2 separate regions of the Mus musculus genome follow, and region 1 is linked to region 2. Evidence: chromatin contacts called from ENCODE Hi-C or POLR2A ChIA-PET data. All regions are on one chromosome and are shown on one strand. Each heading gives the region's core, a stretch centred on a gene start or an enhancer-like site at or near the end of the contact. The rest is flanking DNA. Distances are from core to core; before and after follow the strand shown. Region 1 holds the start of Rhpn2 (rhophilin, Rho GTPase binding protein 2). Region 2 holds the start of Cebpg (CCAAT/enhancer binding protein (C/EBP), gamma).

Region 1 (5,240 bases), core at 1,535-4,034, 280 kb after region 2:
GTTGACTTAGGAAGAAAGAAAAGTTTTTTTCATCAGCTCTTTCCAAAAACACCTGCCCCAGAGTCCCGCTGATTAGGACTCTGTAGGTTTCTTTTCTTCCCTTTCCTTCTTTTCTTCCATCCTTCCGTCTTTCTTGGAATATGGACACCGGGTCTTTCCACTGAGCCCCAGTGTGGTGGGTTAATGCCTTTTGTCAGTTTGACACTAGTTAGAGGAGGGAGTCTGATTGAGAAAATGCCTCCAGAAGACAGGTCAGTAGGCAAGTCTCTGGAGCATTTCCTCAATTAATGATTGATGTGGGAGGGCCCGGCCCACTGTGGGTGGTCCTAACCCTCCACAGGTTGTTCAGAGTTGTATAAGAAAGCAGGCAGTGGGGGGTGGAGAGATGGCTCAGTGATTGAGAGCATTGGCTGCTCTTCAAGAGAACCCACATAGAGCCTCACAACTGTCTGTAACTCCCATTCCAGGGGGTCTGATGCTCTTCTTTGAGCTCCATGGGCCCATACATATGGTGCGCAGATAGACATACACACAGGCAAAACAACCATATACAGAAAGTAAAAGAAACTCATTAAAAACAAAAGCAAATCAGGCTGTGCAAGCCATGGGGAGGGAGCAAGAGAGTAAGCAGTGTTCTTCAAGGTCTTTGCTTCATTTCCTGACTCTGGATTCCTGCCGTGAGTTCCTGAACTGGTTTCCCTCAGTGATGTAAGGTATATGGAAGTAAGGTAGAAACCAAATAAAGGCCAGGTGTGGTGGTGTACCCTTTTAATCCCAGCACTTGGGAGGCAGAGGCAGGCAGATTTCTGAGTTCGAGGCCAGCCTGGTCTACAAAGTGAGTTCCAGGACAGCCAGGACTACACAGAGAAACCCTGTCTTGAAAACACACACACACATACCACACCCACACACACACACACACACACACACACACACACACACACACACAAAACCCGTTCTTTCTCCAAGTTCCTTTTGGTCAGGATCTTTATCAGAGCAGTGTAAAGCAAACTAAGACACCAGGCTAGCCTCAAACTCAACAGTAGTGCTCTTTCAGCCTCTGGAAAGGCATGGAGATCACAGTGTGTGAACCATCACGTCCCGTCCGTTGGCAGGACCTTTCTTAGACTGAAGTAGCCCTTTTCTCATGACCTGGTGAATTTATTTATATATTTATTTATTTTTTAACTTTTTAACGTATGTTAAGCTGTTGCTTTTGTTTATTTTCAAGAACTTATTTTAAACCTCTCGAACCGTCTAAATATATATTTATTTACTTTCGATGTTTTTACATTTATTTATTTTGTGTGTTTGCTGGGGGGTTGGAGGGGGAATGCATGTGCCATGGCGCACGTGTGAGGTCAGAGAACCTGTGGAAGTTCTTTTTTGCACCTTCTACCCTATGGGTTCCAGGGAATGGAACTCAGGTTGTCAGGCTGAGCGGCAAGCACTTTTATCCTCTGAGCCACCTCTGCAGCCATACTAACACCATTTTTGTTGTTTGTTTTTGTTTTTCGAGACAAGGATTCTCTGTGTAGCCTTGGCTCTGAGACCCGCTTGTCTCTGCCTCCTGAGTCCTGAAATTAAACGCCCCTGGCCCCTAAAACACTTCTTAAAGAGCATGAAAACGGTTGGTTAGTTTTGAAAGCCGAATCTGAGGTTTACACTGCGACCCACAGACCTCCAAAGGCAGAAGACAAAGGTGTTTTTTGGTGGTGGTGGCGGCGGTGAGGAAGGAGTCTACAGGCTGGGGGCTCTAGGCTCCTGCAGATGTAGCCCGATGTGCTACCAATATCCGACGCCAGTTTACCTACTCTCCAGTAGGAGGTTCCGCGAACCCCGAGCCTAAGGAACCCCCTGCTACTCCTGTACTAACCACATCGATACCTATAACACGAGACCAGCCAGAGAAAAAATCACTTGGGCTTGAGAACTGAGAAAACCGAGTTTGGGAACTCTGGCATCCTTAAAGACACCTGCAGAATTCCTGTGCACAAAGCCTGCTCAGTAGGTGGCCCCCTCTCCCGACGACTTCTGCTACCCAAGCGCTCGGAGGCCTCCTCTCCTGCAAACAGCTTTCCGTCCTTCCTGGCCAGAGCCTTTAAAAGCTTCCGAGCAGCGAATGAACTGGTCATGAATGTCCGCGTCCCTGAGTGGGAAAGCAAACGTATTTAGTTCTCTGCATTTACTATTCCTAGGGCTCCAGAGAAAGGGCGAATTTGGGTTTCGCTACGTTTGCTGAAACCCCGATCCCGCTGGCTGCGCCACCTTAACGCTCACAAGGTAGTGAGCTGTGAACAACACTCAGATTAAGATCGAAGGCTCAGCAAGAGCTCCATTCTAGACTCGCGGCAGACAGCACTTAACACTTGCATGGGGCAGGGGCGCGGTCTATACAATCAAGGGCAGGGCTTCAGGGCTCTGGCTTCAGCCTCGGGCGGGGCTGGAGGAGGACCGTGCGTGTTGTGGGCGGGGCCTTAGTTGAGCGGGGCGAGGCTACAGAGTTAGGTATCCGCCTCCGGTAGGACTGGATGGTGGAGGGGCGGGGCCTAGGCGAGATGGGGCGTGGCTCCAGAGATCAGGGGTGGGGCTCACTCTGGGATGCAGGAGGACTGCAAATGCGGGGGGCGGAACTGTAGGGCTTGGGATTCGCCTCTTGGGAGGCTGAAGGCGGGGCCTAGGTGGCAGAACTGAGTTCCAGGCTCGGGATCTGCCTAGGTCCAGGTCTTGCTAAGAGGGGCGGAGCTCCAGATATCTGGCGCTCTAGGGCTCGGGCGGGGCGGCAGGGCGGCTGGCTGGTCGGGGCGGGAGCGGGGGCGGGTCCCGGCGCCTCCTGGGGCCCTTAGTAGCCACTGCACCTCAGTTCACCCTGGACTCCCGCGCTGCCAGCATGACCGATACGCTGCTACCCGCGGCTCCCCAGCCGCTGGAGAAAGAGGGTGACGACTACTTTCGAAAGGTGAGTGGCGAGTCAACAGACCCTCTCTCTCTGTCCTGGCAAACTGCGGAGCGTGCTGAAGGGGCTTGAGGCGGGGGTCGGCTTGGACTGGAGGGGGAGGGGAAGGAGAAGGGAGAGACCCGCAGAGTTGGTGCGGGCCGAAGGGCGGAGAAGGGGGGTCGAAAGGGGATTGATTGCGCGGGGCTTGGAGCCCCGAGCAGATGGCAGCCGGGCTGGGGCGTGCAGGTGCACAGGCAAGCCACACGCAGGTGGGAACCTGGGGAGGTGATCCGGATGGCCCTGCCAGGCTTCTCGCGCTGGTGGGGAAAGGACCAGCTCCTGGCCACGCTGGCGAGCTCGGTCGGTCCCTCTGCACTTATACCGCAGCTCAGTTTCCACCCGAGCGCTTAGCCATGGTGCATCTGGAGGGCGAGTTTTGCTCTTTTGCCTCCCAAGTGCTTTCAGCGTTGGCCCCCTTCGACTTCTTGGTAAGGGAGAGTGGATGCTGCAAGGGGACCTCGGGCGTGCCCCTTCGTTTGTCCTCGCCCAAGAGAGCCAGAGAACCGGAGTCTCACTCTTCCAAAGTGGATTTATCTGTATTTGGTTGTCCGAGAGACCGAGAGGGCGAGACTGGACTCTGCGCGCTTGGCACGTCTTGGCGCTCCTGGGCAATTAATGCGACTGCCTTTCGCCCTGGAACTCAGTTCCTCAAAAGCGACCCCATTAGGCGCCCACAGCGGTGCTGGGATTGCCCAACAGCTGCTGGCTTTCAAAGGCACTTTAGAGGTGCGAATCACTGTGACAGACTCCTCACCTTCCTCTTGGGTCCCTAGAGAGTCTAAAAATAGCTTTTGGACTTTGGCCAAGGATCACCTGGTGGGTTGAGAGATTGTCGTGGATATTTTTCTAACTGATACGATCGAAGGCGCAGCGAGCAGTCATGAATAGGGAAGTGAAACTGCTTCCCACAGAGCAATCAATTCTTAATTGTTCGTAAATGGGCTTGGCAGCTTCCTTCTCCCGCGGGACTCTGGCATCTTAAAGAACTTTTGCTCACACGTGAAGTAGTAATAGAAAAGAGGGAAATCTGGAGACAGGTGGGGACAGTGGGCAATTTTTAAAGTTCCTTTTGGCATTTAAAAAAGTTTTAAAGTATATTTAAGTTGAAAGATGTCATCATGGAATTACAGGATTATAACTTCTAATTATGTGTGGCATTTGGGCCAGAGGATCACAGGCCAGAATTGCAGGAGGTTGCTTGGCCTGGGAATCTCAAGATGTCCAACCTAAGGCCCTAGGGCCTGGCTGCCACCCCCACAAAATTGCTTTACAGCCTCCAGCAAGTTGCTGTCTCTTTGTGGGATATCAGTTCTTGCTAGATTGTTTGTCTTCTGAACAGATGGCTTGGTGGACCTGTGGCAGCTTCTTGGTGGGGAGAAGGCAGGAAGTCAGAGAGGATGAAATATACTCTGGAGGGCGTCAAGCTTTTCAGAACAAGTTCTCCTGTGGCACCCATTCAGAGCAGTGAATCTCAGGAGAGGATGTGGGTGGGGAAGGGAAAAGATTGGAGCCTGAATGTTTTTTAAAGATTTAAGTGTATGTGTATGTGCATGCACGCTCACACGCCTTGGAGGCCAGAAGAGAAGACCAAATGTCCTAGAACTGGAATTACAAGTAGTTGCGAACTTCCACTTAATATGAGTGCTAGGAACCAAACTAGGGTCCTCTGCAGGAACAGTAAGCAAGCCTAACTGACCACTGAGCCGTTTCTCCAGTTCTTTGGGTATTTCTCAGGTGCAGTTTCTCTGATGCTGGCTGATGAATTTTACAACTAACATCTGTGCAGAATTGAAACCCTTGTCACTGCAATTGTGTTGTGTCTGAGTTAAATCATGCCAGTCTGCAGAGTGCTGCCTTTTGTATCAGGAAAATAAAAGGGTTGGGGTACGTTTTTCTAATCTGTGCCCTGAGCCAGTTTGATGTAAGTCATATGACAGATGAATGAACTGTGGAGGTTAGACAGGTGAAGGAGATGGAGAAGGGGCCCTGCAGGCAGAGGGAACAGCCTGGGCAAAGGTATAGAGGTACAGGTGCTTGGAACCTTCTGAGAGTAGAGGGATGTTTGGAAACTCAGCAGTTTCCGATTAGATTGCATATCCTAAGGAACTAGGGGATGCTGGAGATTCATGGAAACATTTAAAGCAGATTCAGCCATGTGGGATTAATACCAGAAAAATCATTTTGACTGCAGTGGTGGAGAAAGAGTGAAACTGGGCAGGAAGTTGTATTGCTTTAGACCAGT
Region 2 (5,331 bases), core at 2,407-4,906:
AGAAAAACAAGAGTATTGTTTACTGCGCCTACAAACTTGCAAGAAAAAAAAAGAGTAAAAAATAATTTATGATTTTATTTTTTAAGTAGGCTGGATATAGTGGTGCATGCCTTTAAAGCCAGCCTTGGGAGGTAAGACTCAGGTAGATCTCTGTGAACTTAAGGCTAGCCTGGTCTACATATCAAGATCCAGGATAACCAGGGCTATGTAAAGAGACTGTCTAAAAAAGAAAGATCGAGAGACAGAGGACAGGGAAGATCAAGGAGTTAACAGGCTTCAAACAGAACAATTTTGGTTTTGCACTGAACAAAGACACTTGTCATTTATGCTTTTGTTCCTTTCCACAAACATTTGCTGAGTTCTACAACAAAGCAATCTGACATTTAATAGCTGAATATTTAACTCTAAATCAAAGTCTGGTTCCTGGATGGACTAATCTACTCCAAAGTTCAGTCTACAGGAGCCAGGGTGGTGCCTCTTTCCGTCTGCTTGTCAAATACCCAAGAAGCAAGAGGGAAGCTGAGGGGCAGCGGTCCTCAAAGTGGTCCCTGGACCAACACCAGCAATTTTCTACAAGTCCCAACTCTCGGCTGCCAGTCTGGGGAACAAGTTTTGGAGGTGAGCTTTCAGTCTTGTTTTAGGGGAGTCCCCAAAATGATTTCGAGGACACAATGGAGAACCATGGCTGCATATAAACAATGGATTTTACTAATGTGAGAGTAAATGAAATGAGTGACAAGACTTTTTCAAATGCAAATTTCTTAACTAAAGTAATAATGTTCATTCAAAAGAATAAAACAATGAAACTCTGGAATATTAGAATAGTAAAATAAAATAGAATGTTTCTAAATGCTTGCTTAGAACAATAAACTGGTATAGAACTTCCCTAGCTTGTCGCTTTTTTCATAAAACTAGATAAAACCACGTATCTCTCCACTGGCTTCTCAAAATAAAATCTTCACTCAATTTCCTTAATGAAGGTTCAGTCTTCAGATTTATAAACAAAAATCTATAGTCCTTCCTAATGCCACAGAAATTACCTCAGGCTGACATCATCTCCCAGGGGCCCTAGTCTCAGGTGTAGCAGCCTGAGCTCCCTCCAACCACTCACTATCTAGACTATCTAGAACAATAGTTCTTAACCTTCTTGATGCTGCCACACTTTAACACAGGTTCCTCATGCTGTGGTGACCCCCAGCCAGTTATTTTCATTGCTACTTGAGACTTTTGCTATGGTTATGAACCATAATATAAATATCTGTGTTTTCAGATGTCCTTAGATGACCCCTGTAAAGGGTCAGTCATTAGACCGACACCCCCCCCCCCAAGAGGTTGCTACCTGCAGGTCGAGCAGTCTACCATTCAAACCTAACTATGTCACATCATCCTACTAAAACTAAATGTCTGTGACTCCAGACTACAGGATCAAACCCAAGGTCCTAACCCTCTCTACAAGTTCTGCTCCCTTATGCTCAACTCAAGGCCACTACTTAATACATTCTAAATGGTCTCTGTTTTCTCTTTTCTTTGTGCTTTTCTTATCCAATCTGCTCCCTGAGTTTCTTTGGCAACTCCAGATCCCTGGAGACTGTTGGAGGCAGAGTCCACAAGAGAGAGGCGACTCCTTCAAGGAGTTCAGTGTAAGTTGTCCACTGGAGTTGTGAAGAAAACATACACTTACTTGGATGTTATCTTTTAAATACTCATATGCTTGTTTGAATGTTATCCTTTAAACCTATTTATAGTACTAGTTAGCACATTCAAAACAAATTGTTTATAAATATATATTTATTAGGAGTTCCTGTTCAGGTTTTTTCCCCCTCTTTAATGGCAGGGCAGGGCAACGGAATAGGGAAAGGACCAACAAACTTGCTAGTGTAAGAACCTATGTACCCACCCCTCTGAGGAAAACCTAAAATCGCTCCAGGACTCATTACTGTGACTGAGGCAACTTTTGACCAGGTCCTGTGTCTCCCACGATCTCTAGAGGGACTGTTCCCAGGGACTTTCCCAGGGTGTATTTAATTCACTAGGGATGAAAGCACCTCTCCAAGATCACAGTGCTGGGACGACAATCATGACAGGTTGTGAGAATTTAAAGGATATTGGGGAGAGGGGAGGGAGGAGGTCTGTTCCCACCTATTTGTTTCTGATAGGTCATAAAAATAACTGAGTCAGTCAAGCATGTCCATCAGACTCAGGAAACAGGCTCAAGCTTTTTTTCAGCTCAGTAGCATCCTGTCATTATTTACAGTTTTTCAGGAACAGGGAAATGACCACAGGGATAGCTAGCTTATCATTACTACTACTCAAGTGGCCATAGATGAACAGACCTTAGAGCGCTTTGAAGGCTAGAAATGTGGCTCAGAGGTAGAGGGGCTTGCCTACCATACTCTGAATTCTTCTATGTACAATTTCTCAATAGAGAAAGACCTTATGGTGCTTTGTTTCAAATTCCCTCTGTGAGACAGGTCTGCACTCAATGATAATATATTCAAATAAGGATTCAAGTGGGTGGAAACTCAAGAGACACAACACCCAGCTGTTGTGCAACCCACAAAGGTTAAAACCTTTCTAAATTTGATACATCTTATGATGCAGTTTACAAAGAAACAAACAAAAAAGCAAGAAGGAGCAGAGCAAAACAAAGCATGCCAACCTTCTTAAGACCAGAAATACACAAGCCCACTTGGAAAGAGAAACAATTCTCACACCCGCATGCCCAACTTCCCCACCTGGATACCTCCGCTGGCTCTTTTCCCGAGCTCCCTCCAGGCGAGCTAAGGAAAGGCTTCATGGCTTGACCTTCTGCGTCTGGTGCGCGATCATCTAGGATGTCCTCCCCCTCCCAGTGAACTGCAGGACACACGACCGCGTCCAAAAAAACAAACGAAATCTCCCTCTTGCAACGTTACGTGTGTAAAAACTCGAGTGCCTTCCCTAGATGACCACTAGGTTATTAACTCCAAATAGGACCCGGGCCATCCCCCCCAGACCGAGCCGTTTGGGAAGCCGACAGGAAGAGAGTCCTAGGTGGCTCCAAAGTAAGATTCGGTCCACCTTCTATTCTAGGAACACCCTCCATCCCTAGGGGCCAATGCGCGCCAGGCTTGTCACGCTGCACGTCGCCGAGGGGCAGGTTCTGGAGGGACCACCTGGTACTCCATCCCTTCCCCGACTGTGGTGAGGGGGCGCCCGGGGGAGCGCGGGGGTCGGCGCCAAGCGCGGCGGCGCTGGGCCGTGGCCAGGGATGAGCTCAGCCCCGCCGGGTGTTGCCCGCAGGTTGCATCAGACGCCGCTCCGGGCCCCCGCCCGCGCCGCCAAGCCGCCAGGAGCCTTCCGGGCCAACCTGCCGAATCGGGCAGGGCCGGGTCTCCTCCGGCCGGGTCGGCGCCTACGCGAGCGGCGGGCTCGGCCGCGGCCTCCTCCCCCAACCCCTCCGAGCTACAACCCGCGGCCTCCTTACCTGCGCCTCCGGCCGGCCCGCCCGCCCCCAGACGGCCTCCACTCCGAGCGGCCCCGCGCGGCGCGGCCCGACCCGACCCGACCCAGGCCTCGCAGCCCGCGAGTCGGCGAGGAGGAGCGACGGTTACGAAACCGGCAACCTCCGCCCGTTCCGCCACCGCGGCCACCGGTTTTCCCCGCCTCTTCGGGTCCGCGCGCTGCCGCCGCCGCCGTGACCAATAGAAGCGCTGCTTGGAGAACGACGCGCTCGCCTCTAGAGATGGGCAGCTCCACCAGCCAATCACAGGCCGTGTGCCGGCGAGAGGCGGGCGCGCGGCGGAACGGGCGTGGTGGGCGTGGCAGCACCGGCGCTGGCTGGAGGCGCGCTCGGTGGTTTCCCCCTTAGGCTGTCGGTGGTGGCAGGCGGTGGCCCTGAGCCTTGGGAGTGACCCATGGCAAGCAAAGTTCTATCAGAGTTACGAGGGCCTCACCTGCCTTAGGGAAAAGACATTTCCTCAGGTGGATTTTTGAGTTAGGGTGGGTTTTTTGTTTGTTTAGGCCTCACGGCCCTGAGGCATCTGCACATTTATTTTGATAAAAGCACGTTAAGGAAAAACTGTCCAGTGCTAGGGTTAGCACTTGTCAGACGCTTGACAACAGCAGACTGTGGCTGCCGAACAAATCACGATTTCCAAAGTGTGCTCACCTCCGGAGAGCAGATGATGGATATGAGGTGCTCTCTTAAAAGTGACAAGTGGTCCAGCCTGGGTCTCCCGGGAACAGTTCACAAGAGAATCAAAAAGCGGGTTTTTTTGTTGTTTTGTTTTGTTTTGTGTTGCTTTTTGTTTTTGTGTTTTGAAAAACAGGAAGCAGCGCTGGGTGGAAGGCAGAGCCTGCCCGAAAGGTTTGATTGCTTCCTCTTTAGCAATGCTTATCATTCAAAACTCTCTGGCTTTCAGAAGGGAAATGTTTCTTCATCGCCAAGGCCAGGAGAGCAGCTCTCCACATAAGACTTCGAGGAATCCCTGAGAGATGAAAATACCTGAAAAAAAAAAAGTCAACCACAGAGAATGACCCCTGATAACCCCATGCACACTTGGGGAGCTAATGTCTCAAAACCAGTCAGTATGTTTCTTTAGGTTTGGATCGCTGTGTTAAGAGCCATTTTTTTCCCAAGACTTAGCACTATGAAAGGTGAACCGTGCTTTGTTTCTCACAAAGACCACGATTTTACCCCTAATGTTTTCTAGTCATATAAAAACTATCGAAAATAAAAACATCCTTGCATGTCATATGTATATTGAGTTAGCCTCTTTTTTGCCAGCCGCTCTGCCAGCTGCATTCTGTGTTGTGTCTAGGCAAGCCTTCCACAGCCAGCAGTCAATGCCCAGGAGTCTTGAGATTTCCTCTTTAGCTGATATCCTGTAATTCTTTTCCTGATTACAAGAACGGTATGTGCTAAAGTGTGGACTAAGAGTCAGCAATGGAAGAAGACAAACACACTGTCCCTGCCCACAGGGAGCTTACTCTGAGAACTACAGAGACATGATTCAAGCCCCATTTTCATAGACACTTAAGGAAAGAAGTCCAAGATGCTAGGAGATATTGTAAGAAGGGGACCAGACCTGATCTAATGTGTCAGAGAAGGCTTAAAAGATGAGGCGGGTTTGGCTTTGCTTAGAGGCCCTGTGATGGCCGGAACATAAGGCTGAGGCAAGGTAAAGTAGGGCTGACCAAGAGAGACCAACAGTGATTTTGATGGAGGGTAGGGCATTGAACCCAGGGTGTGCACACATACAGGGTAACACTCCTCTACCACTAAGCCAAAACTCAGCCCAGGAGAACCTTTTCTCACTGTCAGCAATAGGAAACACTCAACATAAGGAC

Evidence for each region. Hi-C counts contacts between places; a loop is a spot of excess contacts on that map. ChIA-PET counts read pairs that join two places held with the same protein, here RNA polymerase II (POLR2A).
Region 1: a loop to region 2 is called in a map of T-helper 17 cell, with 3 times the contacts of the local background. The contact joins the promoter of Rhpn2 here to the promoter of Cebpg in region 2. A Hi-C loop is called at or near these places in 1 of 37 maps with a recorded cell type or tissue (T-helper 17 cell). POLR2A ChIA-PET finds 5 or more read pairs at or near these places in 1 of 5 experiments (embryonic stem cell).

The regions. Positions count from the first base shown.
Region 1 is chr7:35,331,453-35,336,692 of GRCm38, forward strand. Rhpn2 (rhophilin, Rho GTPase binding protein 2) reads left to right here and starts at 2,785. Exons shown (of 15, transcript NM_027897.4): 1 at 2,785-2,959. The coding sequence starts at 2,891.
Region 2 is chr7:35,052,910-35,058,240 of GRCm38, forward strand. Cebpg (CCAAT/enhancer binding protein (C/EBP), gamma) reads right to left here and starts at 3,657. Exons shown (of 2, transcript NM_009884.3): 1 at 3,467-3,657. It overlaps Gm45095, which reads left to right and starts at 2,574. Exons shown (of 2, transcript XM_030243153.1): 1 at 2,574-3,183; 2 at 3,283-4,736. The coding sequence starts at 3,098. The coding sequence ends at 3,850.